Regions from separate parts of the Mus musculus genome. Here regions 1 and 3 are each linked to region 2. The links are chromatin loops, found by intact Hi-C in ENCODE. Cell type or tissue: heart. All regions are shown on one strand. Links, peaks and the distances in the headings refer to the core of each region. The heading gives the core; the rest is flanking DNA. Region 1 has its middle 35 kb from the start of Tm4sf1. Region 2 holds the start of Tm4sf4 (transmembrane 4 superfamily member 4). Region 3 has its middle 18 kb from the start of Gm51274.

Region 1 (10,130 bases), core at 1,140-9,139, 160 kb before region 2:
AGACTCTAAGAGAACACAAATGCCAGCCCAGGCTACTGAACACAGAAAAACTCTCAATCAACAAAGAGGAAGAAAAAGTATTCCAGGACAAAACCAAATTCAAACAGTATCTATCTACCAATCCAGCCCTACAGAGGATCCTAGAAGGAAAACTCCAACACAAAGAAGGTACCTACACCAAAGAAATGACAAGATTTTAAGGATCTCACAACAAAGTCAAAAGGAGAGACCCACAAGCACATGAAGTCACCTACAAAATCAAACATACCAGGAACCAACAGTCATTTCTCTTTAATATCTCTCAATATTAATGGATTCAACTCACCTATAAAAAGATATAAACTAACAGACTGGATACACAAACAAGATACAACATTTTGCTGCATGCAAGAAATAAACCTCAATGACAAAGACAGACACTATCTCAGCATAAAGGATGGAAAAAGGTCTTCCAAGCAAATGGTCCCAGGAAACAAGCTGGAGTTGCCATACTAATATCCAATAAAATAGACTCAACCAAAAGTTATCAAACGTGATGAAGAAGGACACTTCATATTCATCAAAGGGAAACTCCACCAAGACAAAGTCTTAATTCTGAACATCTATGCCCCAAGTGCCAGGGCACCCACATTCATAAAAGAAACTTTACTAAAGCTCAAACACACATTGAACCTCACACAATAATAGTAGGAGATTTCAACACCCCACTTTCACCAATAGACAGGTCACTGAAACAGAAACTAAATATAGACACAGTGAAACTAATAGAGGTTATGAACCCAATGGGTTTAACAGATATCTACAGAACATTTCACCCTAAAAAAAAATGAATACACCTTCTTCTCACACCTCATGATACCTTCTCCAGAATTGACCGTATAATTGGTCACAAAATAACCCTTATCTAATACAAGATTGAAATAATCCCATCCATTCTATCAGATCACTGTAGCCTAAGGCTGATCTTCAATAACAACAAAAAACCCACAAACATGTGGAAACTGAACAACTCTCTACTTAGTGATAACTTGATCAGGGAAAAAAAGAAAGAAAGAAATTAAAGACTTTTTAGAATTTAATGAAAATGAAGGTCCAACATACCTAAACTACACAAGGACCCAATCGAAAAAGAGAACTTCAAACCAATCTTGCTTATGAATATTGATGCAAAAATACTCAATAGAATTCTTGCAAACCAAATCCAAGAACACATCAAATCCATCATCAATCATGATCAAGTAGGCTTCATCGCAGGGATGCAAACTTGGTCCAATATATGAAAATCTGTTAATGTAATCCACGATACAAACAAACTCAAAAAAGAAAAATCATATGATCATCTTCTTAGATGCAGAAAAAGCATTTGACAAAATAAAACATCCCTTCATGTTAAAAATATTGGAGAGATCAAGAATTTAAGGCCCATACCTAAATATAATAAAAGCAATTTTCAACAAAGCAACAGCCAATAATAAATTAAATGGAGACATAATTGAAGCAATCCCACTAAAATCAGGAACAAGACAAGGATGCCCACTCTCCCCATATCTATTCAATATAATACTTGAAGTGCTAGCTAGAACAATAAGAAAACAAAACAAGATCAAGGAGATACAAAGTGGCAAAGAAGAAATAAAGATATCACTATTTGAAGACGATATGATAGTATACATGAACAACCCCAAAAATTCTACCAGAGAACTTCTCCAGCTGATAAACAACTTCAGCAAAGTGACCGGATATAAAATTAACTCAAATAAAGCAGTAGCCTTCGTTTATACAAATGATGAACAGACTGAGAAAGAAATTAGGGAAATAACTCCCTTCACAATAGCCACAAATAATATAAAATATCTTGGGATAACTCTAACCAAAGAAGTGAAAGATCTGTATGACAATAACTTTAAGTCTCTCAAGAAAGAAATCAAAGAAGATCTCAAAAAATAGAGAGAGATCTCCCATGGTCATAGATTGGTAGAAATAATACAGTAAAAATGGCCATCTACCAAAGGCAATCTACACATTCAATGCAATTCCCACCAAAATCCCAACATAATTCTTCAAAGACATGGAAAAAGCAATTCTCAAATTCATCTGGAAATGCATAAATCCAAGAATAGTGAAAACAATTCTTAACAATAAAAGAATGATTAGAGGAATCACCATCCCTGACCTCAAGCTTTACTATAGAGCAATAGTGATTAAAAACTGCATGGTATTGGTAGAGAGACAGACACCTTGATCAATGTAATAGTATTGAAGATCCAGAAATAAAACCACACACTTACAGACATTTGATCTTCAACAAAGAAGCCAAAAACATACAATGGAAAAAAGAAATCATCTTCCATAAATGGTGCTGGTCTAACTGGCTGTCTGCATGTAGAAAAATGAAAATAGACCCATATTTGTCACCTTGCACAAAACTCAAGTCCAAATAGATCAAGCACCTCAACATAAAACCAGATACACAGAGTCTAATAGAAAAGAAAGTGGGAAAGATCCTTGAACTCATTGGCACAGGGGGAAACTTCCTAAACAGAACTACAATGACTCATGCTCTAAGATCAAGAATTGATAAATGGTACCTCATGAAACTGGAAAGCTTCTGTAAGGCAAAGGACATAGTCAATAAGACAAATCATCAACGTACAGATTGGGAAAAAATCTTCACTAACCCCACATCTGATAGAGGGCTAATATCCAAAATATATAAAGAACTCAAGAAGCTAACCACCAAAAATAATAATAATAATAATAATCAAAAAATGGGGTATAGAACTAAACCAAGAATTCACAACAGAGAAATCTTGAATGACTGAGAAGCACCCAAAGAAATGTTCAAAGTCCTTATGATCAGAGAAATGAAAATCAAAGTGACTCTGAGATTTCATTGATCTTACACCAGTCAAAATGGCTAAGATCAAATCATTAGGTGACAACACACGTTGGAGAGGATGTGGAGAAAGAGGAATCCTCCTCCATTGCTAGTGGGATTGCAAACTGCTACAACCACTCTGGAAATCAATCTGGAGGTTTCTCAGAAAATTGAAAATAGATCTACTTGGATATCCAGCAATACCACTCTTGGGAATATACCCAAAAGATGCCCCACCATGCCACAGAGGCATGTGTTCCACTGTATTCATACCAGCCTTGTTTGTGATAGCCAGAAGCTGGAAACAACCCAGATGCCCCACAAGAGAAGAATGGATACAGAAAATGTGGTTCATTTTCACAATGGGATACTACTCAGCTATTAAGAATGAGGACATCCTGAGTTTTGCAGGCAAATGAATGGAACTAGAAAATATCATCCTGAGTGAGTTAACTCAGACCCCAAAGCACATGGTGTGCACTCACTAATAAGTGGATATTAACCAAAATAAATAAATAAGTACAGAATACCCAAGATAAAGTCCACAGAACTCAAAAAGGTCAACAAGCTGAAGGGCCCAAGTAAGGACACTTCAGTCTCACTTGGGAGGAAGAAGAAAACAATCACGAGTAGGGAGGAAGAGAGGGACCTGGGAGGGAAAGTAGACAGCAGGGGAGGAGGGATGGGAGAGGGGAACCTAATCTGCTATTAGATAAGGGAAAAGGACTGAAGCCCTAAGGGCCAGCAGAAAGAATGTAACAGGCAACCTCGGGAGGTAGGAGGCTGGGAGCCACCCTCCAGAATTCATCAGAGATTTGGAAGGTGAGAGACTCTCAGGACCCAAAGGGAGGGACCTTAAATGAAATGCCTGACAGTAGAGAGAGGGATCTTATACAGCCCACCTCCAGCAGGAAGACAGAGCAACAAGTGAGGAAGGGGGTTGTCATTCCATGGTCAAAACTCTGACCCATAATTGTTCCTGTCTGAAAGAACTGCAGGGATGGAAATGGAGAGGAGCCTGGGGAGAAGAAGGTCCAGGGACAGGTCTGAAGTAGGATCCAGCTCAAGAAGAGGTCCCAAGCCCTGACACTATTACTGAGGCTATGGAGTCCTCACAAAATGGGACCTATCAGGACTGCCCTTTAGAAGACCCAACAAGCAGATATTTGTAATCTGAAAGAGTCAGATGCAGATATTTGCATCCAACCAACAACAGAAACTGCTGACCCAGGTGGTTGAATTGGAGAAAGGCTGGAAGAAGCTGAGGAGGGGGACAACCCTGTAGGAAGACCAGCAGTCTCAATTAACCTGGACCTCCAAGATCTCTCAAACACTGGACCACCAACCAGGCAGCATGCACCAGCTGATATGAGGCCCCCAACACATATACAACAGAGGACTGCCAAGTCTAGGTTCAGTCAGAGAAGATATAACTAACCCTACAGAGACTGGAGGACCTAGGGAGCTTAGAAGTCTGGTTGGGGTGGGGTTGGGGATGGGACATCCTCGTGGAGACAGAGGGGTGGGGAGGAGATAAGGAATGTGGAACAGTCGGAGGGTGAATGGAGGAGGGGGGGTTAGATCTGGAGTGTAAATAAATAAATAAATGATTAAAACAAACTAAGTTGTCTTAACTTTAAAATCTGACAGACCTAGTCTCTGACATCTCATTCACATGTGTAAATTACTGATCTAATAGGGTTGTCATTTGTCTATACCGTTATGCATTCAAGATCAGGAGTGGCAGATGATGCTGGCTCAGACCCCCTCCTAGCCCCTCTTCTAAGTGCACTGAGATTCTTTCTGGGTGAGTAGCTATCTGCATGGACACGATGCTTTCTACTGTACACATTGTAGACACAGTCATGCCCTGAACATGCCCTGGTTTCTAGCAGGGCTCTTATGCTAAGCCACATAAACAATATCACGTTGACTAATTTATACACCCATATTCTCGTGTAATAATAAATGCTTCAAGAAATTAAGACTGGACCTAGAATAAATTAAATATTTTATCAATTAAAAATTCATGATAAGTGAGGTGAATAACTTTCCCTTAAACACGAAGTGGTGGGTTTAGGAAGATGGCTCAGCAGTTAAGAGAAGTTGACAAGCATCAATGGGAGGAGAGGCCCTTGGTTCTGTGAAAGCCCGATGCCCTAGTGCAAGGAAATGCAAAGGTGGGGAGCCAGAAGTGGGTGGGTGGGTGGGGGCACACCCTCATAAAAGCAGGAGGAAGGGGGATGGGATAAGGGGTTTCTGGGGGGATTGGGAAAGGGGATAACATTTGAAATGTAGATAGATAAAATATTCAATAATAAGAAAAAAGAAATTGTTGATCTTGCAGAAGATGTGAGTTTGATTCCCAGCTCTCACATAGTGGCTCACAACCTCTCCTAAGTCCAGTTGCAGAGAATGAGACACCTCTTCTGAGCTCTGTGGGTACCAAGCATCCATGTGCATACATACACTTATGCAAAATACTTATACACATAAATAAATAGATTATAGATAGGTGATAGATAGATAGACAAATAGTTGATAGATGATAACTGAAAATTTTTTAATCAAATGGTTACCAAAAACCACTGGTGTTTTATCTGAAATGTATCAGAGATGCTATAATCACTGCATAATTTTTCTTGATATTTCAGTTGTTGGTCTTCTCACTCTTCCATATTTCTTTTATTTTAAACAAAACTAATTAGCATACATGCAGTGATAGAAAAAATGAAGCTGAGATAATGCTCTTAGCATGAAGCAAAAGTCAGAGGCTCGGGCGAATCTACAAAAATCAGTATTATTTGGTTACCAAGTTTTAAGAATGTAACGAAAGCCAATTTATAAAGTTTACTTTAGATTGAATCTAAGAAATGGGAACTGGTCCAAGAACTTCAGATACAAAACTGAAAAGCATCACTGTCTGTCATACCTACTCCCTTCAGTATCAGGAAGGCAAGTGCCTTCCTCTCCAGGTGCCCATCTCAAGTTCAAGCTATCATTCTCAGCTCTAGGGAAGGGACCGGCAGCCCACTGCTGTCATTACTCCTGTCGGCCACATGGTGTCACTGTCGAAAGCCTGTTTATTTTTCTAAAAATGCTTCCTTCACAGAGAGTCACTATAGGGACCCTTACTGGGAAACAGAGCTCCCTTCTATAGTCAAGGCTCTTAATGATATTGTTTTGAACCCCCATTTCTGGAGAGACTGCCATGCTAGAACGGCCAAGAATAGTCTAGAGGCAGAGAGGAAACTGGAAAGGGGTGGGGTGGGGGGTGTGGATAATGCAGGCCCCTAGGTATTAACTATGGTGTTTGCTTTCTACCACGGAACACATATACCTCTTCGATAGGGACCAGTGAATTTAAATGATAGTGGTTACAGAATGCTCTGCTCTCTTCTATATTTTTCATGTTTCTCCATCATATATGGGGTTCTCATGAAGGCTACTTATGACATCCTTGTATTGCTTTGCCTCAATATCCTTTTCCCTTTTAATTTTATTTGGGGCTTATACTCTAGCATTCCATTAGATCCTAGGTACGTGCAAATCATAATGGCCTCTCCTTTTACCCATTAAAATGTGCTTACGCTCATGCCAGAACACTCAAAATACACTAACCCCAGGGCCATGGTGAGTTAGTCTTGTAATCTTAGCCCATTTATACAACGTAACAAAATACTACCCACTGTGTAATTTATAAATGACAATAATTTTTTCTCTGTTCTAGAGCCTGGGAAATCCAGGACTAAGGCACTGTCCTTTAGTGTCTCAGGAGGGACAGACTCATGAAGAGACATAGATGCTGCCTTCTAGCTGGGCCTGGGCCTGGAGGGTGGTCAGTGTGCAGGGCAGGACCTGGCACAGACTCAGAAATTCTGGACCTGGACATGGAGGGCTGATGGGGAAGGAAACAGAGAGGGCAAAAAGAAAGCATGTAGGTGGGGTTCTTGGCTGGACTTCAGTCAAGAGAACATGAGGATACAGAGCCCAGTGAGGTCTGGACAGTACAGTGTGAGGTTCCTGGCTCAGACAGGCTTTCTAATCAGGTATACACTCCCCATCTCCCCCACCCTGTTGTCATGTAAACATGCACACACATACATGGGTTTCAAAATCAGCCAGAAGCACCTCTCAGCTTCTTAACACAGCACTGTCTGCTTTTGACCAGATTCTCACATACATTATCTCAGGCAGACATTACCATTCCCATGGACAAACAAGGAAAGAGAAGCTGAGTGACACAAGGGACTTGCTTAAGGTAACAAAACTAGACAGGAACAACGGCTGAGTCCCATGTGCATCACCTCCTCATTTCTTGTCCCATTCCTTGCTCCCTTTCTAAAGATCAGCAGCATGGCTGGGCCTGAACCTGGGCCTTATTGGAGAGTCATAGCAAAGCCATTTTTTAAAAAGCAGCCAACTCCTCCAAGTTCTCAGAGGCCCTGAAATGTGAAGTGTATAGTTGACACGATGTGTTCATCTTGGGAACACTACAGCTTGTGTAAGCACTAGCTCATTAGTCCTCATAAGACCAGACATTCCCAAACAAATGAGTTAATGTTTGAAAGTTCTTGAGATCTGAAGACTGTAAGCATAACATGAATGAACTCACGGCAGCACCAGAAGCCTCTACAGCTGTCCTGAAGTAGATGGCTTGAAGGGCTGTCCTATAAAAATGTCAAGTCATGATGGTGGTGGCAGAAATGAGGTGTGCTGGGGGGTCGGAGTCAGATCTAACAAGACTGACTGATTAGGACAGAATGATACCAAAGTAGACTCAGTGGTGACTCTGGTCTATTACCAGTGCCTGACAAACAAGATGACTAGAAAAGGGTGCTAAAATTGTGTCCAGGCACATTGGAAGCGACTACTGGGAAAGACTCACGGCATTTGCCACGTGTGCAAGACTGAAGAACTTGACCTGCATGTTTCAAGAATTCATCCTTTCTGGTGGCTATTATTCTGTCTAATAGAATCATCCAAGGAGCTTTTCAATCTCTTGACTGGATGAGGCATGCCGAAGCCACTGGATCACAGCTGAAAAGAGCTGGTCACTGATATAGCTATCTCTTTTGAAGCTATGCCAGTGACTGGCAAATACAGAAGTGGATGCTCACAGTCATCTATTGGATGGAACACAGGGCCCCTAAAGAAGGAGCTAGAGAAAATACCCAAGGAGCTAAAGGGGTCGGCAACCCTATGAGGGATCAACAATATGAACTAACAGTACCCCCCAGAACTGTGTCTCTAGTTGCATATGTAGCAGAGGATGGCCTAGTCAGCCATCAATGGGAGGAGAGGCCCTTGGTCTTGCGAAGATCATATGCTCCAGTACAGGGGAATGCCAGTGCCAGGAAATGGGAGTGGGTGGGTTGGGGAGCAGGGCAGGGGGAGGGTATAGGGGACTTTCAGGATAGCATTTGAAGTGTAAATGAAAAAAAATCTAATAAAAAAATGAAATAAAAAAAAAAGAAAAAGAAAAGAGCTGGTCAGATCAACCCAAATACCTTTTAAAATGCTTGGTGTTTTTGATTGATAACTGTGACCTGCCATCCATTGCAAGTTAGTTGGTGATGTCATCTGAGTCCAAGAATCACGGTTTGTAAGGGTGACACTGTACAGAAGTAGAGAATAATTCTCAGCCTTGGCAATTGCTTGGATAGAGTAGAAACTTGTTCTTTCTTTTCCTTTTTTTTTTCCTTTTTCTTTTTCTTTTTTTTTTTTTCCTTTTTTGTGTTGTTGTTGTTGTTGTTGTTTTTCGAGACAGGATTTCTCTTTGTAGCCCTGGCTGTCCTGGAACTCACTTTGTAGACGAGGCTGGCCTCGAAATTCCAGCACTTGAGAGACAGAGGCAGGCAGATTTCTGAGTTCGAGGCCAGCCTGATCTACAAAGTGAGTTCCAGGACAGCCAGGGCTACACAGAGAAACCCTGTCTTGAAAAAAAAAAAATGTTGAAACTTGTTTTTTCAACTGCTTCAAGTTCAGAGCAAAACTGAGCAGCTCAGTCTGCATGTACCTCCTGTCTCTGTGCACACAACTGCTTCTACCCACAGGTTGCCCCTGTTAACCACTGGAAATGCTTCTACCCACATGTTGCCCCCTGTTGACCACTGGAAATACTGAGATGAGGAAGTTAAATGATACATTCCTGAGTAACCAATAGGTCTAATAAGAAAGCAAGATGGAAAGCTTGAGACAAACATTAAATCACAACATCTAAAAAACATTGGGATTTAACAAAAGTAAGTTTAAAAGGGAGCTTTCTAGCCTATGTATGTTTGGTTTTCTCAGCTAATCTAACTTATCACATACCCAACAACAAAATAACAAGTGGACTGATAAAATCAGCTGGCACTTTCCAAAAGAAAACACACTCAAATATCCAGGAAATATTTTTTAAATGCTCAAATAGTAATTTGCACCAGGGTACGCAAATTAAATTGGTTACTTACAAACAGTATCTATATTCTCATGGTGATATAAAAGATTTCAGAACATGCTGCTACCTTAAAAGCCCCATTTTCTCAGGTTCTGTCAATGCCTAAGATCCTTCATCATTGAACTTGGGGGCTAAACAGCAATTTATATTTCCTGTGTCCGCCATATTTTATAATTTACAATAAGAGTTACATCAGCAAACATACTAAGTTTTTCAATGATATATATTAATTAGGTGGAAATTAATATGGCAGCAGTTACTCCTTAACCAGCAAGCTCCCCAAATAACCACACAGAAACCTTTTAATAGTTCAAAGCTTAGGCCTTAGCTGGTCAGATTCTCAACTAGCTTATCTAAGTTAACCAGACCACCTTGTCCCATCCCATGTCTACCTATGCCTTCCAGGCCCATAACCATATCTGTCTCCTCTCATCTCTCCTACCAAAAGGGCCTTTCTTATTCTCCTTCACAGTGTTCCTTTCTTCCTCCCAAGAAGTCCTACCTTCCATTTCCTTCCCAGCTGATTAACCATTAGATCTTTATTAAAGCCAACCAGAGAATGAATTAGGTGGATGAGGAATGACAGAGACACAGCTTCACACAGTTTACCCCAATTCTAAGTGTTACTATATGATACAATGGAATGATTTTTTTAAAAAAAAAAATCAGTTCAAAAGTTAGCTGAACTGGGTCCTTCATGTCCAGGGTAATAATTTCTACCTCTTTATCAATATTACTTATTTGTGAAAACTTAATGTTTTTAGTTGCAGATAATTTCACCCCTTCTTTTGCACAGAATATTATAACAGT
Region 2 (10,130 bases), core at 1,459-9,458:
TTTGAACTAGATGGAAAATGCTAGTCTGGGTAGAAGGGAACACTAAAAATACTCATTTGTACTTTGGGGTGATTTTGCAGATGTTCAGTGAACACTTCCTTTTGTTTTTGTTTATCTCACACTGGCCCTGAGTTCTCTAAGTGTGTATACAGAACAACCAAGGCACATTTTGTAGACTCTTCAGAATGAACCTCAGTGTCTGCCTCTCTATAATCCTTCTCACAGCCGGCTCCCCTGGACAGTGGTCCTGGAGACTTGGCAAAGCATAGTCCACTGTTTCCCTGGCCATCCCTGCCAAGGAGCAAGTGCTCCATGACAGTTAGGTGTCAGTTGCTTGGTTTTATTGTTGTTGTTTTGTTTTGTTTTGCTTTGCTTTTATTTTTGTTTTTGCAACAATTCCAACCCCTAAATATTTTACTTATTGTCCTTAGTTTTGACCTCTAGACTGTCAGTAAAGAGCTAATTCTCTTCCTCACCCCATAGTCCTCTGGCTGACTCATCACACAGTACCAGGATAGGTCAATGCATCGTGTGGAGCTGGTGTAAGTGTGTCTGAGACAACTTAAATGACACAAAGCAAACTAGTAACTGAACCGTGCTCCTGTAAGGCGGCAAAGCCTCTGCATGGGTTTGTTTTCCTTCCTCCCTTCCGATTTCTAGCTGCCTCCAGTCTCCTCCTCTCTACCTCCATTAGCATCTAGCTTCTCCCAGGGCTCTCTTGCCTTGCCCTTTAGACACAGGTTTCTATTTCTGTATGAAGTAACAAAACAATCCAATTAGAAAAGTTGGTTTTGCCGATTCTATGACGTGTTGGGAAGAACATGGTATTTAATTACCTAATTGAGTAAACAAATAAAGAAATACAGCAGTCGGGCAGTAAAACAAATAGCTGTTCTGATTTTATCCTTTAAAAACGCCAGGCCTGAATTCAGCAGTATCCAATAAGTCCGTGGAATTGCTTCTCTATTAAGGAAAGCAAGGCCATCTGGATAAGCCTGTGTTTCAGGCTTTCCGTGAACAAGACCAAGGAAGAGCCAAGCAGATCACTTAGTGTTTGGGAGTCATAACATTAATCAGGATATTAGTGGGTTATGAGAGTGATGTATATAATGCCCAGGGAATACTTCTTTATTTGGGCAGAGACATTATGAAATTAAAGGGGCAGTGCTGAGCACTGCTTGTCCCAGCCTTCTCTTCAATTGCAACAACTTGAATGTCTTGTCTGTGCTGGTGGATTATTAACAGAGGTTATTGGTCTCCATGGCAAAACAATTGAACGATCGCACAAAACGTAATCTCATTTATGGGGTTGGAAAAAAAAGAGAGAGAGAGAGACATAGAGTCAGGGATATAAATATCCATTGCCACTGAAGGCCTGCCGTAGTTGAGAAGTGAAGTGTCTCCAAGGTTCAAAGAACTCTGATATTTGGTCCCACTTTTCTTATTGACCCCGGTACAGCCACTGGAACGTGCTGCTGCAATCCCTGAGGAGAACCGTCAAGCTGGTGGCGACGAGCCTTTGATCTCTGTGCTTTCCTGTGACCCCCCAGCATGTGTACTGGGGGCTGTGCCAGGTGCCTGGGGGGCACCCTCATTCCCCTGGCTGTGTTTGGCCTCCTGGCAAATATCCTGTTGTTCTTTCCTGGAGGAAAAGTGGTGAACGACAAAAGCCACCTTTCGGATGAGGTCTGGTACTTCGGAGGAATATTGGGAAGTGGAGTCTTGGTGAGTAGAGAAACCTTAACATTCCCACGAAGGCAAATCCTCGTCTGTCCTTATTGCAGGAGATGCCATTTTGAAGCTTACAACCTATATGCGATGAAAAGTAGTGCCCTAATATACTTCCCCTTTCTATTCGCGGCTGGGGACAGCTTGGTTTACTAAGTGGTTCATCCCCAAGTTTGGGCTGGAGTCACCCTAAGACATCTGAGCCCAGAGAACCAAGCTAATAGCCACTTGATTATTTTACTCTAGTCAATTGTGGCAATAAGAACTAAAAACAGAACACAGTGCTTTATACAAATGGATTGACTTAGAATGAAGGGACACAGAAGCTGTAAGTAAGCTTTCATTCAGGAATTCACGGCTTCTTCATCTCCTTGTTTCCAAATACGCGTGGGACCTCCAGCTTGTAGTAGTGGAGGCCTTGCTTTTTATACACTGAGTATAAATATATCCTTGCCCTAAACCCACCCTGTAAACGAAAAACTCAGCCTATCTACTCTTAAAATCTCCTCACAGAAGTTGACCAAATGGAATCCCTGTACTAAAAGCTGCCATGAGCCATCGGCTGTTAGGTCTTGCCTGCCCCACTTAAGCCCCTGAGACCTGAGGTCTTCACTGGCAAGAAAAAGTGTGGGTTTCCCTTCACCCCAGACCGTCTAAGCACTTTTCTTGCCGGCAGATGATCTTCCCTGCGCTTGTGTTCTTGGGCCTGCAGAACAACGACTGCTGCGGATGCTGTGGCAATGAGGGCTGTGGGAAGCGATTTGCGGTGAGTCGTTCTGGGATCAGCTGACAGAATCTCTGGGGTTCACTGCCCGCTTGTTCTGGGCAGCATGGGTGTGCCAAACAAGTAATCAGCCCCAGCCAAGACTCCTGGGCCATCTGGTACAGGATTAAGCTCTAATTCTCACTGATACGGAATAATAAGAATAAATATATTCTACAGCCTTCATAAAGGTGTAGATCCATTTTTTACCAGTACACTGAGATGCCAGAGTTTTAAAACCAGAGTGAGGCCCCAGAAGGAAGGCAAAGATGGAGCCACAGGTTTCCCTTTGCCACTAAGAAGACATGAGAACTTGAACAAGCCATGTCCTTCTTCCAGCCCTCAATTGCATCACCATTGAAGGATACTGGGGCACAATAAAAGATGGTATCTTCCCCCTCCCTAAAAGCTAACTAAGCCCCCTTCTTTAGCACAGCAAAGGTCACTCTTTATGGAGGCTCTGTATTTCCCACTGCCATTCAGAATCAACCTTGGGATTTCAATCTCCTCTCCTTTTTCATGCGGCCATCCATCTTTTAGTTGGTGAAGCAGAGACTAGGGAGGTATTAATGTTCCCAGAGGGGCAGGAGGAATGCTGGAATGTGGGTCAGGTCCCATTTCTGCAGCTGGGCAAGACACCAAGTGTAAGATAAGCAAGTTGGACTGGATCAGAATTCCCTAGATATGGACCAAACCCTGGTATAAAGATACACGTATCGAAACAACAAAGAATGTTTTCTTTTACTTATCCTCCAGTTGTTTTCATTTTATGAAGGAAAGAAATCCTTATTTTGATGGGGATAAGTCTTTGCTGTTTCTAAACCTTCAAACTTCCTTTGTAACAAAGGGAAAGCAACCTAAAGCTCTCGGAACACAAAGGGCATTTGATGACCAACATTTAATGACACTCTGTTCATGTTTGCAATGATGTCAGTTTTTCTTTCAAAGTTGCAATACAAATTAATGAAAGAGTTGGATTAAAAACTATCAAGCATTTGGGCATATGATAAGGCAAAAATACAATGGAGGTAGAGCCTGGGTTTCATGAAGAGCAAGGGATGCAGCTGTTCCAGCTTCCCAGGATTCGTGCTCCCATCGTGGAGACTCCCAAGCCCACGTTGAATTCTTGAAAGTCTATCTACCCATCCTGAAGCAGAGCCCCCTTGACATTTCTTTCTCACCATCATTTGTTGATTTAGTCCAGAAAGAGGTATGTACACATGAAAGGCCGCTGTGCGTGGTGTATTTTATGGACACTGTAGTTTCTCATGTGACATCACATCGTACATAGAATATTCACCTTCTAGAAAACCATCATAAGTACTGAAAATGGTCATTTCAGCATTCAAAAATCATCATTTGCAAAGAGTGTAAGAAGTAGCAATGGTGCATTTGATATAGTTATGTGCCACATGTTCTACACATTTGATCATATTTTCATATTGACTCTAAGGAAAAGGAAGTGCTGTATACATCTTTTTTCCCATTAGAGCATTTATAATTTGTCAAATAAATGGGAGGTAACAATTTGGAAAACAATACCAATTAAGGAATATGGATGAAAATAAATAAAAACCATACCTGTCTTTAAAATCTGTCTTTGCACTTCTGACCTTGAGGAGAGTGAGATAATGGCCAATGGTCAGCTGGTACACAACAGGCCAGTAGCAGGGCAGGCTTGCTTCTGTGTTCCTAGATTTTGCTATAACCACAGGCAGAAGTGAAACCATGTCCAAAGTATTATACAAAACTTTAATTTCATTAGATTTAAATGCAGAGTACAGCAAGAAATTCATTTGTCCCCAGCACAGTTGAGCAAACATGTTCTAAAATATTTGGTCTGGTCAATATATATCATCTACCAGGGTTCCTGAGGCCTCCAGGATATACTTCTTACTTCTTATCAAATAAGAAGTTAACTTGGCATCACTAGCCTCCCGGCACAACCATGGCCTATGCTATGTTGGTATGGCCTGTGCTGTCATGGCTAAGCTCTAGGGTTCCATACTGGATGCTTTGTGGAACCTGGTAGTGTTCTTATTTCCCTCCAAGACCATGTTTATAGTTAAAGGCTTGGACTTTATAGTTGTTTAGAGGCTCTGGAACACCAAGTGAGATCATTAATAGACATTTTTGTCAAACACACACACACACACACACACACAGCTGCATCATTAAAGCACTACACTGGTACCTATCTGAGTTTTGTAAATGCTCAAGGCATTTCCTTACAAGTAGACACTGCCCCAGTTATCTGTGCAGCTCTGAGAAACTCTGCCAGTAGAAAGATCTGTGAGCAAACACAGCAGAAGCCAGAGTGGCCGTCTCCCCCACCCCCACTGGCATTGTTATGTTTTTCTAGCACATTCCCCAAATGTTAACTGAGCTTGCACCACCATTCCTGTCCTTCAATAATAGAAAAGCAGGAATTGGAAGGCAGGAGCCTTGTGGAGATAACGTGAACCTGTGAACTGTAAACATCCTTAAAACCATCCACTTCACAGTTTCATTGTGAAGCCTGAGAAAATGAATCTGATGGTCTCTGTCTCTTTATCTCTCTGTCTCTGTCTCTGTCTCTGTCTCTCTCTCTCTCTCTCATATCTAACCCCCCCACAGGCTCCTGTGAGAGGGAGGGATACAGAGAGAGGCTTAGTCTCACTCAGCCCAAAGGTCTGAACTCTCAGATTAATTAGGCTGAAATGAGCCAGGAAAAGAGGAAGAACGAGTACCTTTCAGGGTGGCCTTTGAAGCCCTGACCTGCGTTTGTTTTTAGGTCATTAACTCTTTTTCCCATGCCTTGTCTGTTTGGTCACTGCCCCCTGTACTCTCTTTAATCTTTGAGAAGTGCTCATCACCCAGGGCCCAATGAGACAACTAATTAATTTTATCAACTCGTTCATTTTAGGAAAGGGTTGTTTAGAAACCTTGTACTTGACTCAAAGTTAAGTGTCTTTAATAATGGGATGGAAAGTAGATTGATAAGGAGACAGCGGGGGCAAGGCAGACATCAAGTAATAAATCCATACATCCCCACCCCAGGCAGGGCAACGTGGTTGACATTTTGAAGAAAGATCTTGGTGTCGCCATCATAAGGCAACTCTGTGCAGTTAAGTGAGTGAACACTTCTTGTACTCAGCTAACCACTGCTCCCTACAGGCAGATCCAGAATATCTAGCTCTTTATCCCTTACAGGGGCAGCCAGATTGAAGAACATTTAAGAAAGGCATTATGGAAGAATAGAAGGGAGGAAGGACTGCAGGCCCCGAAGGGGAAAGGAACTCCACAGGAAGACCAACAGAGTCAACTAACCTGGACTCTTGGGGCTCTCAGAATCTGAGCACCAACCAAAGAACATACACAAGCTGAACCTAGGCCTCCCCACACAGATAGCTGATGTGCAGCTTGGTCTTCATGTGGGTCCCAGAACAACTGGAACAAGGGCTATCCCAAAAGCTGTTGCCTGTATGTGTATACGTTCTTCTATCTGGGAGGACTTATCTGGCCTCAGTGGGAGAGGAAGAGCGTAGCCTAGCAGACACTTGATTTGTTGAGAGTAGGGGGATACCCAAGGGGTCCTACCCATTCAGAGGACAAGTGAATGGGGGTGGGGGAAGGATTGTGGGAGGGAGTGACCAGGAGGGGGGAAGTGAATGAGATGTAAAGTGAATAAGTAAAAATATTAGAGTAAATCTTTTTAAAAGGCAATGCTTTTAAAGGATGCATTATCATTAAGTAAGAGTTTAGTATGAATCTACATTTCTTTATTGTTCTCAGTCTTTAAAAAGCATCTTCTTTAGATAGGAAGGACGCCCAGCAGTGAAATGCTTGCATGCCATGTATAGGCCATTAGGTTTAATCCCCAGCATGCCAAATATTTGAAACAAAGGCAAAACAAAATAGAAAAGTCAATTCCCCTGCTGTAATATGGGTTCTGGCAATGACAAGTGCTAACTGTGGAAAGACCTTACCAGAATCAGAGAAGGGGTCACAACAGTATTGTAAGGAGAAGGAAGAGAAGTCTCAGGCAAGTGTGCTGGTATCAAGGATATACAAACCCGAGATAAATGCTTGTCAGCTGACTGCGCAAGGAGTTCAAAGGGAGGTGTTGGGGAATTTCTAGACTTTCTCAGGCTCAATCCTCACAAAAGTCCCTTAAGTTACACAAGTAACTCATTTTACAAGTGAGGAATGCCAGTCTGTACACTACGTTTCTGATTGTAGTCCCATAGCTTTCTCAAGCAAAGGCAAAGCAAAAAATACAATATACTACTATTTTCAGAGAAAACCAGTTGAGCTTGCTCTACACTATAATCCCAGTGTTCCGGAGACTAGGATTGGGAAGGAAGGAGGGAGAAGGAGAGAACTAACTTCAGGTAGCCTCTATAGGTCTCTTAGAATGATTGTCAAGTAGGAAGGGCTGTGGCCACCAGAGGTATATCCCTAACACATAGCCATTGCCCCACAGTGTAAATACTATATCCCTAGGTCACACACTTTCCTCCCCTTCCAGCTCCATTGTCCTTCCCATGTGTTCTGTCCCATACGCTGCAGCATAGAAAAGATTGCCAAAGATACAGTCTGAGTAATGACAGATCTGGGCACAATTATCACTGGACCATGATTTGGGGTAGGGGGAGTCATAAAGTTGGCAGGGTGACTTAAAAGGTATTGACTTTCAGAAGTTTCTTATCATCTGTTTCAAGGAAAGCTTCGACAGCACACAATGTGGACATGCATGTTTAGGGGTGTGGATAAAATGTGATTGGGAGGAAGTAGATCAGCAGTAGAGCATTTGGCTGTAGAATGGGTTTCTGGACCGAGCATCTCAGAAGAAATCTGTTTACTTTTGCTTTTCTCCCTAGATTTTTGCATTTTGCACTTGTAGAAAGGAAGGTAAGGGTACAACAGTTAAAATATTATAGAACAATAATAATAAAGTATGTACTAATCCTAATATATTGAGTGTGTTATAGTGTCACAGAAGTTTTCCTATAATAAGCACAAAAGATCCCTGGTGCTTGTCAGTAAATGGTATGCTGGGCATTATTTAGTAGCTCACACTGCTTTAACCCTGAGGGATATCTGGCTCTTGTAGAGGGGTCACTTGTCACTACTGAATAGGCTCTCTTACTCATTAATTATTATTGATTATAATTATTAATTATAATTGAACCTCATTATACAGAAGAGGAAACGAGAAAGAATGTTTAACTTCTCGAGGTCAGGTGGGAGGAGCCAGGATTTAGATCCAGATCCTGCCCCTGTGGCTCATACCCATCTGTGGTCATGTGAGCATTAGTGTTCCTCTGTTCTATTTATCGCTTTCAGGGAGATAGAGAATCCTGCAGTACAAATGCCAGGGAGTGTTTCCATGCTGGACTCCAAAATCTGGCAGGCAGTGCTGCTCTCAAGAGGTGGTGACATTTGGAAGCTGTCCCAAGTCCCAAGACTATCCACTTTAAATATTATCAGTTTGGGAGTGGCTACCCTAACATAACTAATTTCATCTCAGTAAATTCCATTTGAATAAAAGAAGTTTTAGCATGAAAATTTATGATAAATAGGACTCAACCCATACTGGTTTAGGTCAGATCATATCTGGCTAGGCATGGTGGCACAGACCTTTAATCTAGCACTTGAGGGAGGCAGCTGTAGGTGTGTCTCTGTGAGTTCTAGGCCAGCCTAGTCTATATAGTAAGACCTTATATCAAAACAATAAAAGAATTAAAAATATCATATATTTATTAATAGTTATATAGTGACAGTATACTTACCAACTTTTAAAGACATATTTGTGTGATATAAATTATAGCAACATATTGTAAAGTGCACCTTTCTTTATGTGATTCACCTATTCTGTAGGATTATGAAAATTAAAGTGTTTGTTTTATTTATTTTACATGGGTTATTTCAAACTGGAAATCAAAAATATAATATACCACCTGTAGCTTTCTGAACCTGTAACCCAGTGCCCCATTTTTCCAGATACATCATATAGTGATATAAAGCAGAACTTATTCACTTAAGAATGACTGCATTCCTCTATCTATCACATTCCCTTCTTTCTTGAGAGAAAGCATTGCCACAAATTCAATGAACACCAGATCCATGAATTTTAAAACCTTTTACTACCAAAAATTTCAAATGACCTAGATAAAGATTATTCAATATGATAGCCAAGTGTGACTACAGAAAATGTGGGAATTGCCTAATGTACACAAAATATGACCATATTCACATGGGAAGTGCCTAATCTACACAAAATATGACCATATTCCAAAGAACTTATATGAAAAAGGCATATATTTTATACTGATATCATGCTGAAGTGATAACATGCTAAATATGTAAAATTAAACAAAATACATTGTTAATTTCTTCTATATCTTTCTTTTAGCTAGGCCGTTTACATTATATATGAAATTAACATTGTAGACAGAGGTGGTCTAGAAGAAGTTCCAACAGTTACACTATTGCCTTGCTGGTGGTTTTTGTTAACCTGACTTCTCACTTGCCTAAATGCAGATGATTACATCTATACTCACTCTTTGGCATTCCCCTAGATGGCTCAGCGGTTAAGAGCACTGACTGCTCTACCAGAGGTCCTGAGTTCAAATCCCAGCAACCACATGGTGGCTCACAACCATCTGTAACAAGACCTGATTCCCTCTTCTGGTGTCTGAAGACAGCTACAGTGTACTTACATATAACAAATAAAGTAAATCTTAAAAAAAAATTTAAAAAAAGAAAGAAAATTACAAATGAGCATGCTCTCAAAATAACATTCATCCTGCTATTTTCTAAACAGGGTCTCATGTGTCCTAGACTGGTTTAAATTTAATAGATAGCCCAGAATGACCTTGAATTTCTGATTCTCTTGCCTCTTTCTCCAAAAGCATGATTACAGGCATACCATTGTGTACCAGAGAGTGTGGCATTCCTCAATCAATGAATGAGCAAAAAATGAGAGGGAAGTGAAAAGGCGGAGCACAGGACACAAAGCTTCACCCTTACAGAGCTAGACGTCTCCTTTGTAATAACAAATGACTCCTACCCTAAGGCCATCATGTTCAGCGTCAGGCCGGGCAGGTATACTGAATGGCGTAACTGGACATAATTAATCTCTGCCTAAGAGCCTTGTTGTCTCTCTTCTTTCAGATGTTCACCTCCACGTTGTTTGCTGTGATTGGATTCTTAGGTGCTGGCTACTCATTTATCGTCTCAGCTGTTTCTATCAACAAGGGTCCTAAATGCTTCATGGCCAATGGTACATGGGGATACCCCTTCCACGATGGGTAAGGCTCCACTGGACAATGATCATAATGGGGTGACAGCCTCTCCACCATGTACTCTCAGCATGTCACCCCCTCAAGGCAAAGCTTGCTGTGCAGTTCAGAGAAGTTGCATAGTTTTCACTTCTGATTGTCCTTTTGACAAACACAACAGATGTAACTAGAAGAGGATGCCTCAGTTATCTGGAGAAAAATTGTTGTGTCACCTGTCCCATCCAAACATTAGCAAGTTGTATTAAATATTTTTGTCCTCAAGGAGTGTAGCTAGGACTAGAAGTCAGAACATCTAGCTGCTTTAGATGCTTGGTCTCCAATAGCATAAGCAAAATCTGCCTACTACATAGTCA
Region 3 (10,130 bases), core at 676-8,675, 94 kb before region 2:
GATTGTCCTGGGTTTTTTTTTTGTTTTTCCATATGAAGTTGAGAATCACTCTGTCAAGGTATGTAAAGTACTGTGTTGGAACTTTAATGGGAATTTCATTGAATCTATACATTGTTTTTGGTAAGACGGCCATTTTCACAATGGTAATACATGAGCATGGGAGATCTTACCATCTTCTGAGATCTTCCTCAGTTTCTTTCTTCAGAAACTTGATGTTCTTGTCATAGAGACCTTTCCCTTGCTTGGTTGGAGCTACACCAAGATATTTTATGCTATTCATGGCTGTTGTAAAGGGAGTTATTTCCCTAATTTCTTTCTCAGCCTTTTTATCATATGTATAAAGGAGGGCTACTGATTTCTTTGAGTTAATTTTTTATCCAGCCACTTTGCTGAAGGTGTTTATCAGCTGTAAGAATTCTCTAGTAGAATTTTGGGGGTCGCTTGTGCATGGTCTCATATAATCTACAAATACTGATACTTTGACTTCTTACTTTCCAATTTGTATCCCCTTGATGATCTCCTTTAGTGTTTTATTGCTCTCGCTAGAACTTCAAGTACTATGTTAAATATATGGAGAGCCTGAGAACCCTTATATTTTCTCTGATTTTAATGGACTTGCTTTAAGTTTCTCTCCACTAAAGAATATTGCTGTATATTCTTTTTTATTATGCTTAGGTATGTGCCTTGTATCCTTGATCACTCTAAGACTTTTAGCATGAAGGAGTGTTGGATTTTTCAATGGCTTTTTCCGAATCTAATGATCATGTGATTTCTTTCTTTCAATTTGCTTTTATGGTTTATTATGTTGATGGATTTTCTTATATTGAACCATCCCTGCATCCCTGGGATGAAACCTATTTGATCATGATCAATGATGTTTTTGGTATGTTCCTGAATTTGGTTTGTGTATTTTTGCAGCAGTGTTCATAAAAGAAATTGGTTTGGAACTCTCTTTGTTTAGTCTTTGTGTGGTTTAAGTATTGGGGTAATTGTGTCTTCATAGAATGAGTTTGGCAGTATTCCTTCAGTTTCTATTTTGTGAAATAATTTGAGGAATATTGGTATTAGCTCTTCTTTGAAGGACTGGTAGAATTGTGCACTGAAACTATCTTGCCCTGGACTTTCTTTTTAGTTGAGAGACTTTTAATGACTGCTCCTATTTCTTTGGGAGTTAAAGGGCTGTGTAAATAATTTACCTGATCTTGATTTAACTTTGGTAAGTGGATCTGTCTAGAAAACCATCCATTTTGTTAAGATTTTCCAATTTTGTGGAGTGCAGGCTTTTAAAGTACAACCTAATGACTTTTTAAATTTCCTCAGTGTTAGTTGTGATGTCTCCCCTTTCACTTCTGGTTTTTTTTAATTGAATACTGTCTCTCTGTCTTTTGATTAGTTTTACTAAGGGTTTGTCTATATTGTTGATTTTCAAAGAACCAACTTTTAGTTTCAGTGATCCTCTGTATTGTTTTCTTTGTTTCTAACTGATTGATTGCAGCTTCTATTTTGATTATTTCCTGCCTTCTCCTCCTTTTAAGTGTGTTTGCTTCCTTTTTTTTTCCTAGAGTTTTCAGTTATACATTTAAATTATGAAGACTTTCTAATTTCTTTACAGAGGGACTTAATGCTATAAACTTTCCTCTTAGCACTGCTTTCATTGTGTCCCATAAATTTGGGTATGTTGTGCATCATTTTCACTAAATTGTAGAAAGTGTTTAACTCCTTTTGCTATTTCCTCCCTGACCTAGAGATCATTGAATAGAGAGTTGTTCAGTTTCTGTGAGTGTGTAGGTTTTCTGGTGTGATACAGAATTTTGCAACACTAAATGACTTTTGTCTTTATGAAGTAGGAAAGAATCACAATGGATTAGCACATGCCTGTCTTTAACAGTAAAAGTCATATATCTTTCACTTTATGTCACATCACAATTGCTATAGCTATGTGAAATATCATTTATGTCCATTTGTACGCATGGTCATTATGAGACCCATTATGAGATCTTGCCATTTAGTTGTAGGTCCTTTTTATTTCTAATGTTGTATATTCTGTTCAAAAAATTCAATGAGTCAAACGTATCACCTTAAAACACCCTCCTAGGAACTGCAACCCTATAGGTGGAACAACATTATGAACTAACCAGTACCCCGGAGCTCTTGTCTCTAGCTGCATATGTATCAAAAGATGGCCTAGTCGGCCATCACTGCAAAGAGAGGCCCATTGGACTTGCAAACTTTATATGCCCCAGTACAGGGGAACCCCAGGGCCAAAAAGGGGGAGTGGGTGGGTAGGGGATTGGGGGGGTGGGTATGGGGGACTTTTGGGATAGCATTGAAAATGTAAACGAGGAAAATACCTAATAAAAAAATAAATTAAAAAAAAGGCACAGATGGCATTTAAAGCTCAGAACAATTCGTTTGGATCCATTATTTGTTTTGCGATTAATGTGCCTTCCCTAGGTTAACTGAAAAAAAGTAATGGCAAGTAAATATTTTTCTGCATTTTTGTCATGTATAGTTGATTAGGTTAGCATGTTTCATACATACTTATCAGGAAATATGGCTACATTCATTTATAGACTCATTCATGTAGGCTTATATGTTTATATATTTTTACACCCATGTATAGCCTTCATTTTAAAATTGCAGGATTTTTGTAGTTCTAATAAATAATAATAATAATTTAAAAAAAACACCCTCCTAGGCAATACATCTTATGCTAAGTATCCACCTTCTCTTTCAGCCCAAAGCCGCTAAGACTCTACAATGATAGCTTTCAACTCTTAACCCCTAGTGAAAATTCTTCCAACAACTTCCTTGGCTCTAGCTTTTCTTCATATTGACAGAATTTTCCATTTCAGAAGTAAATATTAGCCTATTCAAAGCATACTCTGGTCGTATCTATTTTTTAAATTACATAGGTTCTCACAAACAAATTTGGTACTGTCTGGTGGTACTATTCTTTATTTTTATAATTTTATTTATTTATTGAAAGTTTTATATGTGTTTGCTGTATTGATATCATTTCTACCTCCCCCTCTCCCTTACCAACTCCTTCCATGCTCCTAATGCTCTCTCAAATTTATGTTGTCTTCTTCCATTTATATTCAATGCTTGAATACAACCTAGTAAGAATTTTTAAAGTGGTATGTTTAATTTATTTAATGCTTGAATGGAATATATAAGGAAGCACACACTGCTGAGAACATTTGGTTTTGTATATATATATATATATTATATATATATATATATTTGAAACTGTATAGCCTATCAGAGTGTTTGGCCCTGGAGAAAGTTCATTCTTTCTTTCTCAAGAATTGCTTGTAGCTTTGCATCTAGGAGTGGGAGCCTTGTTATGTTTTCCCCATTCATCTTGGAATGTCAACTACTATTCTCATTGTGCAGGTCTTATTTAGGCAACATTTTGGGGAGCCATTATCTCACACCAGATACCTTGGTCCTTTGTCTCTTAAAAGGTTTCTTCCTCCTCTCCTATGGTGTTCCCTAACTGTTAGGGACAGAGGTTGTGTTGTAGATGTGTCAGTTGGGATGGTGTCTTAGTTAGGGTTTTACTGCTGTGAACAGACACCATGACCAAGGCAGGTCTTATAAAAAATCAACATTTAATTGGGGCTGGCATACAGGTTCAGATGTTCAGCCCATTATCATCAAAGTGGGAGTATCCAGGCAGGCATGACACAGGCAGAGCTGAGCGCTCTACGTCTTCATCCAAAGGCTACTAGTGGAAGACTGACTTTTAGGCAACTAGGATGAGGGTCTTAAGCCCACACCCACAGTGACACACCTACACCAACCAAGTCACACCTATTCCAATAAGGCCACACCTCCAAATGGTGCCACTCCCTGGTCCAAGAATATACAAACTATCACAGCTGGGCATCCCATGGTCAGTTGTTTTCTACATTTTGATCAGCTATGGAATTCTGTAATAATTCTCCAGCTGGTACAAAGAGAAATTTATTTGATGAGGAGTGAGAACTACATTTACCTGTAGGTATAAAGATGCATATTTAGAATACAGTTACAAATTTTCACTGACTTGGGAAAGTAACAGAAGTAGAGCATCCTCTAAGGTCTATAACCTCATCAGCCAAGGGGAAGTTGGCTAGTTTTACAGTCTGAGACATTAATTTCTCCTATTAAATGGGCCTTAATTTTAACTAGGCTGTTGGTCACCCCAATACATAAGTGCCACTATTGTACTCTTGGGATATCTTGCCATGAACACTTTTGGGCACTGGAGAGAATCATGTTAGAGTCACAAGTTCAGCACTTGTGGATACTCCTTTTGGAGGTATCATACTGTTTCTTTAAAAAAAAAATGACCATGATAATGATGACCTCCCTCTGTGGTCTGAAATATAAAATTATGATAATGTCACAAACATTCAAGCTACAAAGCAAATTTATAATCGTTAGCAGCTTTATAACAAGTGTAGGCTCTACTTCCATACAGTTTAGCACCTGGAAAATGGTTTGATATTTTGTTAGAAGCAGACTCAAGTTTTTTGTATGGTATGAAACTGTAGGGTCTTGTAAGAACACACATGAACAGATCATTTAAAATTGAAATGTAGTGTTATTTTTATAGTAGACTCAGGGAACATTTTGAGTTCTCAAATGAAATCAATCTCCAGCTTGTTTTTATGTGACAATGTGGGTTTTGTTTTATTTTGGATCTTGAACAGGATGTGGAAAATAGGGACAAATGCCAAGACTGAGAGACTCTATGCCCTAGGGACCTTTGCTTTGGTGGCCAGGAAGTTCAGGGCTGTCTGTAAATTCATAAGTCTAGGATTGAGAGAGAGAGAGAGAGCAGAATAAAGGCTTTAGCTATATCTGAGAAACTGAACAAGGAGTTAGCATTTGTGTGCATGTGTGTATGCATGTGTGTATGCATGTGTGTATGGATGTGTGTATACATGTGTGTATGCATGTGTTGCAAGAGTACACACAAGTATATGCTTGTAAAGGTCGGAGAACAATGCTATATTAAAAATATTTATACACAGTTATATGCTCACTACCCTTGCACTACCACTACTTTCATGAATACACACACACACACACACAATCTCCTATCAGCATTGGACATCAGACTGGCTGGTGCCAGCTAGCCTCCCCACCCTTCCTTACGCTCCCCCTCAGTTATCATGTGGCCTGAGACTTATTGTCTGCCTTTTAATTGTTAGCTTCACTCATTTCCACTATATTAACTCAGCAGAACTAATCTTGAGGAATTGTTTTTTTCGCTTGTAACACAAGATTGCAATTCTAATCTCAAGGTGTTTCCAGCCCAGAATAACACATTGAATTGTAGCTGGAAAGAAATAGGTGTCCAGTGTAAGAGCCAAAAGAGGGCAGTGGCAGTAAAGAGGGGAAATTAAACCTGAGCTGGGTCTAAGAGCAGAGTCAAGGGAGGTTGCATAGAGGCCAGAGAAAGCCAGGACATTTCACATGAAAACAGTTGTCATTTACAGACCTGATGCAGAATGTCTTCATGGTGAAATCTGATCCTTGGTTGATCGCTGCATGCAGATATATCCTTCCTCCTCTACTCCAAAGCCTCTCCTTTTAGAAATCACTACCGGAATCATGTCATGTTCTCAGTGTGCTTTTAATAATTATTCATTTTTTCAGGAATTAAAAAAGGACATCATTCCTGTGACTGTTTATTTCAGCCTGCGTTACATAGTAAGACTGTCTCAAGTCCTTAAAAGAAATTTTTGGTAAGGTTTGTTCCCAGAGCATATTTTCTATGAATATCTCTTTAGAGCATATTTCAAAGGTTTTTTTTTTTTCTTTTATCATGTGCTCATGGATAACGCGGTTCATTTCCTTTTCTTTCCTTTGTTTTTTTCTTCCTTGGTTTTTTTTTCTTTTTATTTTTTTTACACTCCATATTTTATCCCCCACCCCCATCCACCCTCTGACTGCTCCACATCCCACACCTCCTGCCTACTTCGCTGTCTCCACGTGGATGCCCCCTCCCCACCTGACCTCTAAATTCCCTGGGGCCTCCAGTCTCTTCAGGGTTAGGTGCATCATCTCTGAATGAACACAGACCTGGAAAATCCTCTACTGTATGTGTATTGGGGGCCTCATATCAGCTGGTGTGTGCTGTCTGTTTGGTGGTCCAGTGTTTGGGAGAGCTCAGGGATCCAGATTAATTGAGGCTGCTGGTCCTCCTACAGGATCACCCTTCTCCTCAGCTTCTTTCAGCCTTCTCTTATTCAGCAACAGGGGTCAACTGCTTTTGTCCATTGGTTGGGTGTAAATATATGCATTTGACTTTTTCAGCTGCTTGTTGGGTCTTTTGAAGGACAGTCATGATAGGTCCCTTTTGTAAGTTTTCCATAGCCTCAGTAATAGTGTCATGCCTTGGGACCTCCCTTTGAGCTAGATCCCACTTTAGTAACACCCACGATAGCTAAGTGATAGTTATATGTCTTTGCATGGCAGTATGTTTAAATGTGTAACATAAGATAACACATATTATAATTTCAAAAGAACAATAATAATGTGCAAATATAGTTATCAAATAATACTTAAAGCCTCAAATTAAGTAATGTGAATTAATTATCAGGCTAAATAGTAAGATCTAGTTGTAAACTATAATGAGCATGAAGGATATTTTCAAGGTTCAAAACACTTCTCATTTAATAGGAAAGTATCTTGAATTTTTCTTGCTGAAAGACTCATTTACAACATGAAAATGATACAGGGAGATCTAAATTCATAATTAAGGAAAACGTTAGAGCAGTAGTTCTCAACCTTCCTAGTTCTATGATCCTTTAATACAATTATTCATGTTGCCATAACCCCAACCGTAAAATTACTTTTGTTGCTACTTCATGACTCTAATTTTGCTATTGTTATGAATCATAATGAAAATATCTGTGTTTTCTGGTGATCTTGGGCAACTTCTAGGAAAAGGTCATTCAACATTCAGAAGGGTCATGACCCTCTGAATGAGGGAGGGAGAGGGACCTGGGAGGGAGAGAGGAAGGGGAGAGAAAAGAGGGCAGGATCAGTTGTGGGAGGAGACGGGGGGGAGGAGTAAAGAGGGTCAGGAAATTAAATGGAGGTGTGTAGCGGCCAGGGAATGGGGAACTGGGGGTAGCCACTAGAAAGTTCCAGATGCCAGGGACCCAAGAGGTTCCCAGGACCCAACAGGAATGACATTAACCAAAATACCCAACAAAGGGCAGAAAGAACCTGTAGAGACCACATCCAGTGGATAGGCACCATCCTTGGTTGAGGAATGAGGCCACCCACCCATCTCAAAAATATTGATCCAGAATTGCTCTTGTTAAAAAGAAATGCAGTGACAAAGATTGGAGCAGAGACTGAAGAGAAGGCCATCCAGAGACTGCCCCATCAAAGGATCCATCCCTTCTGCATACACCAAATCCAGACACCATTGCTCATGCCAAGAAGTGCTTGCCTGGTATAGCAATCCCCCTGAGTGGCTGTGCCAGAGCCTGACCAGGGCAGATGTGGATGCATACAGCCAACCATAGGACTAAGCACAGTGACCCCAATAGAGGAGTTAGAAGAAGAACTGAAGGAGCTGAAGGGGTTAGCAACGCCATAGGAAGAACAATATCAACCAACCAAAGACTCCCCAAAGCTGCCAGGGACTAAACCACCAACCAAAGAGTACACATAGAAGGACCAATGGCTCCAGCTGCATATGTAGCAGAGGATTACCTTATCTGGCATCAATGGAAGGGTAGAACCTCTTGGTCCTGTGGAGGCTCAATAACCCAGCGTAGGGTAATGAGGCAGGAGTGGGTAGATGGGGGGAAGCACCTTCGTAGAAGCAGGGAGGACAGGGGAGAGGATAGTGGGTTTAAATGGGAAGGAGGATAACACTTGAGATGTAAATAAATAAAATAACCAAAAAGAAAGGGAAAAAAAAAGAATTTTATAAAATCGACAAAAGGAGTTTTCTTTTGACCTGAGCCCAGGGGCTACCTGGACTTTGTATCTGGTAACTCTCTCCTTGATTATACTGCCTTCATTTCTACTGTTACTATTTGTCTTAGTCAGGGTTTCTATTCCTGCACAAACATCATGACCAAGAAGCAGTTGGGGAGGAAAGGGTTTATTCAGCTTACATTTCCACACTGCTATTATCACCAAAGAAAGTCAGGACTGGAACTCAAGCAGGTCAGAAAGCAGGAGCTGATGCAGAGGCCATGGAGGGATGTTCTTTACTGGCTTGCTTCCCCTGGCTTGCTCAGCCTGCTCTCTTATAGAACCCAAGACTCCCAGCCCAAGGATGGTCCCACCCACAAGGGGCCCTTCCCCCTTGATCACTAATTGAGAAAATGCCCCACAGCTGCATCTCATGGAGGCACTTCCCCAACTGAAGCTCCTTTCTCTGTGATAACTCTAGCTTGTGTCAAGTTGACACACAAAACCAGCCAGTACACTATTGAAGCCAGACTCAAGAAGGCCAAGCCTTTCATTTCTAGTTGGGACGTAGAAAAGGTGAAAATGAATCACCTCCCTAGAATTCACAGTGAATTTACTCTACGTATAGTCACTAATCCTTTAAAATGACCAGGGAAGGGAGAAAGTGAGGAAATATGGAAGGAAGAAAAAATGAGGGGGGGAGTGTTGGGAACTGGCTGGCTTTATGTCAATATGACACAAGCTAGGATCAACAGAGAGTTAGGAAACTCATTTGAGAAAATGCATCCAAAGATCAAGCTATATTTAAACCTATGGGGTATTTGCTTAATTATAATTGATGTGGAAAGGCCAAGTCTACTATGGATAGGGTCACTCATGAGCTGGTGGTCTAGGTGCTATAAGAAAGCAGACTGAGGCAGCCAGAGTATCAAGCCAGCAAGCAGCACCTCTGCAAGGCCTCTGCATTAGCTCCTGTCTCCAAGTTTATGCGTGTTTGAATTCCTGTCCTGACTCCCTTCAGTGATGGAATATGATATAGAAGTATAAGACAAATAAATCCTCCTGAACATTACCTAAGACAGAAGTTAGTACCAGGAGTCGAGTATTGCTGTGATAGACATGACATACTGGTTTGGGGAGGATTATGGAAAGACTTTGGAGCTTTAGGCTAGAAAAGCCATTGAACAATCAGAGTTCAGTAAGCTGTTCTGGAGGAACTTGGAAGATAAGAATGCTGAAGGCAATGGAGATGATGGAGGCCTGGCTTGTAAAGTGTCCAAAGGAAGTATGGAAATCACTCAAAGACTCTATTAAGAATGTTGCCTATTAGCCGGGCGTGGTGGTGCATGCCTTTAATCCCAGCACTTGGGAGGCAGAGGCAGGCGGATTTCTGAGTTCGAGGCCAGCCTGGTCTACAGAGTGAGTTCCAGGACAGCCAGGGCTACGCAGAGAAACCCTGTCTCAGAAAACAAACAAACAAAAAAGAATGTTGCCTATTTTAAGATAAGAATCGGTGATTCTAAGGCTGAGGAATCAGATGGGTCTCACAAGGTATCAGACCTACTAAAGTGAAATCTCGGCTTTGCTGGGAAAATCGATGTTGGTCATCTGGAGGTAAGAAATAAGTGGTGATTAAGAAGAGACAAGCATCACTGAGGCAAACACTTCTGGAAAACATTTCCTCATTGTCTGCACACAGAAGCTGTGTTCCAGAGGTGGCCAAGTTTATACGTCATGTTGATCATCATACTTGGTAGTGTAAGCATCTCCCAGGTTATACAAGTTTTGAAGCCATGACGGGGTCTAAGCCTTGGCACTATGAAAGGTGAAAAGACACCATTGGTGAAGATGCGACCTCAGTAATCTGTGGAAGCTCCAGAATTGAAGGAGTCCTGTAAAGAAGCTGAGGGTTGGCACTATGAAGAGAGCCCAGGAATGGCTACAGGTAGCAATGCAGTCCAGTTACAGCTGAAGATCCCAGCATTTTGGAGATACCAGTACTGTGATTATTTCACCAAGAATAGCAGCCGTCATGGTGGAGTGGAGCCTGTGGTAGCCTAGAAGATGAGCTGGAGAAGGAGGAGCCACAGAAGTGACCCAAACCATTTGGAGGAGCTCAGAAGCTCCTGAGTGGATAACAGACATTGGACAGTGAGTTTTTACACAGTTGGGCTTGATTTTGCATTGATTTG

The links. A loop is a pair of places that touch in the nucleus more often than their neighbours do. Peaks named below come from ENCODE experiments on the same cell type or tissue, not always from the same donor. Only the 100,000 strongest peaks of a DNase experiment are listed, where the experiment ranks them.
Region 1: a loop joins it to region 2, with 5 times the contacts of the local background. A loop is called at or near these places in 16 of 42 quality-filtered maps.
Region 3: it touches region 2 in a loop (3-fold over the local background); 4 of 42 quality-filtered maps call a loop at or near these places.

The regions. Positions count from the first base shown.
Region 1 is chr3:57,261,809-57,271,938 of GRCm38, forward strand. It overlaps the pseudogene Gm18660. Among named protein-coding and RNA genes, the nearest start is that of Tm4sf1, 35 kb to the right of the region's middle. In heart, for the core only: a CTCF peak has its summit at 5,925 (motif pointing right); no DNase peak of the experiment used is centred there.
Region 2 is chr3:57,424,064-57,434,193 of GRCm38, forward strand. Tm4sf4 (transmembrane 4 superfamily member 4) reads left to right here and starts at 1,347. Exons shown (of 5, transcript NM_145539.2): 1 at 1,347-1,725; 2 at 2,405-2,494; 3 at 9,650-9,786. The coding sequence starts at 1,552. In heart, for the core only: a CTCF peak has its summit at 5,650; DNase peaks (open chromatin) are centred at 4,858 and 7,868; H3K27ac peaks cover 2,321 bases.
Region 3 is chr3:57,330,496-57,340,625 of GRCm38, forward strand. It overlaps a transcript of Tm4sf1 not described here. Among named protein-coding and RNA genes, the nearest start is that of Gm51274, 18 kb to the left of the region's middle. In heart, for the core only: no CTCF peak of the experiment used is centred there; a DNase peak (open chromatin) is centred at 4,736.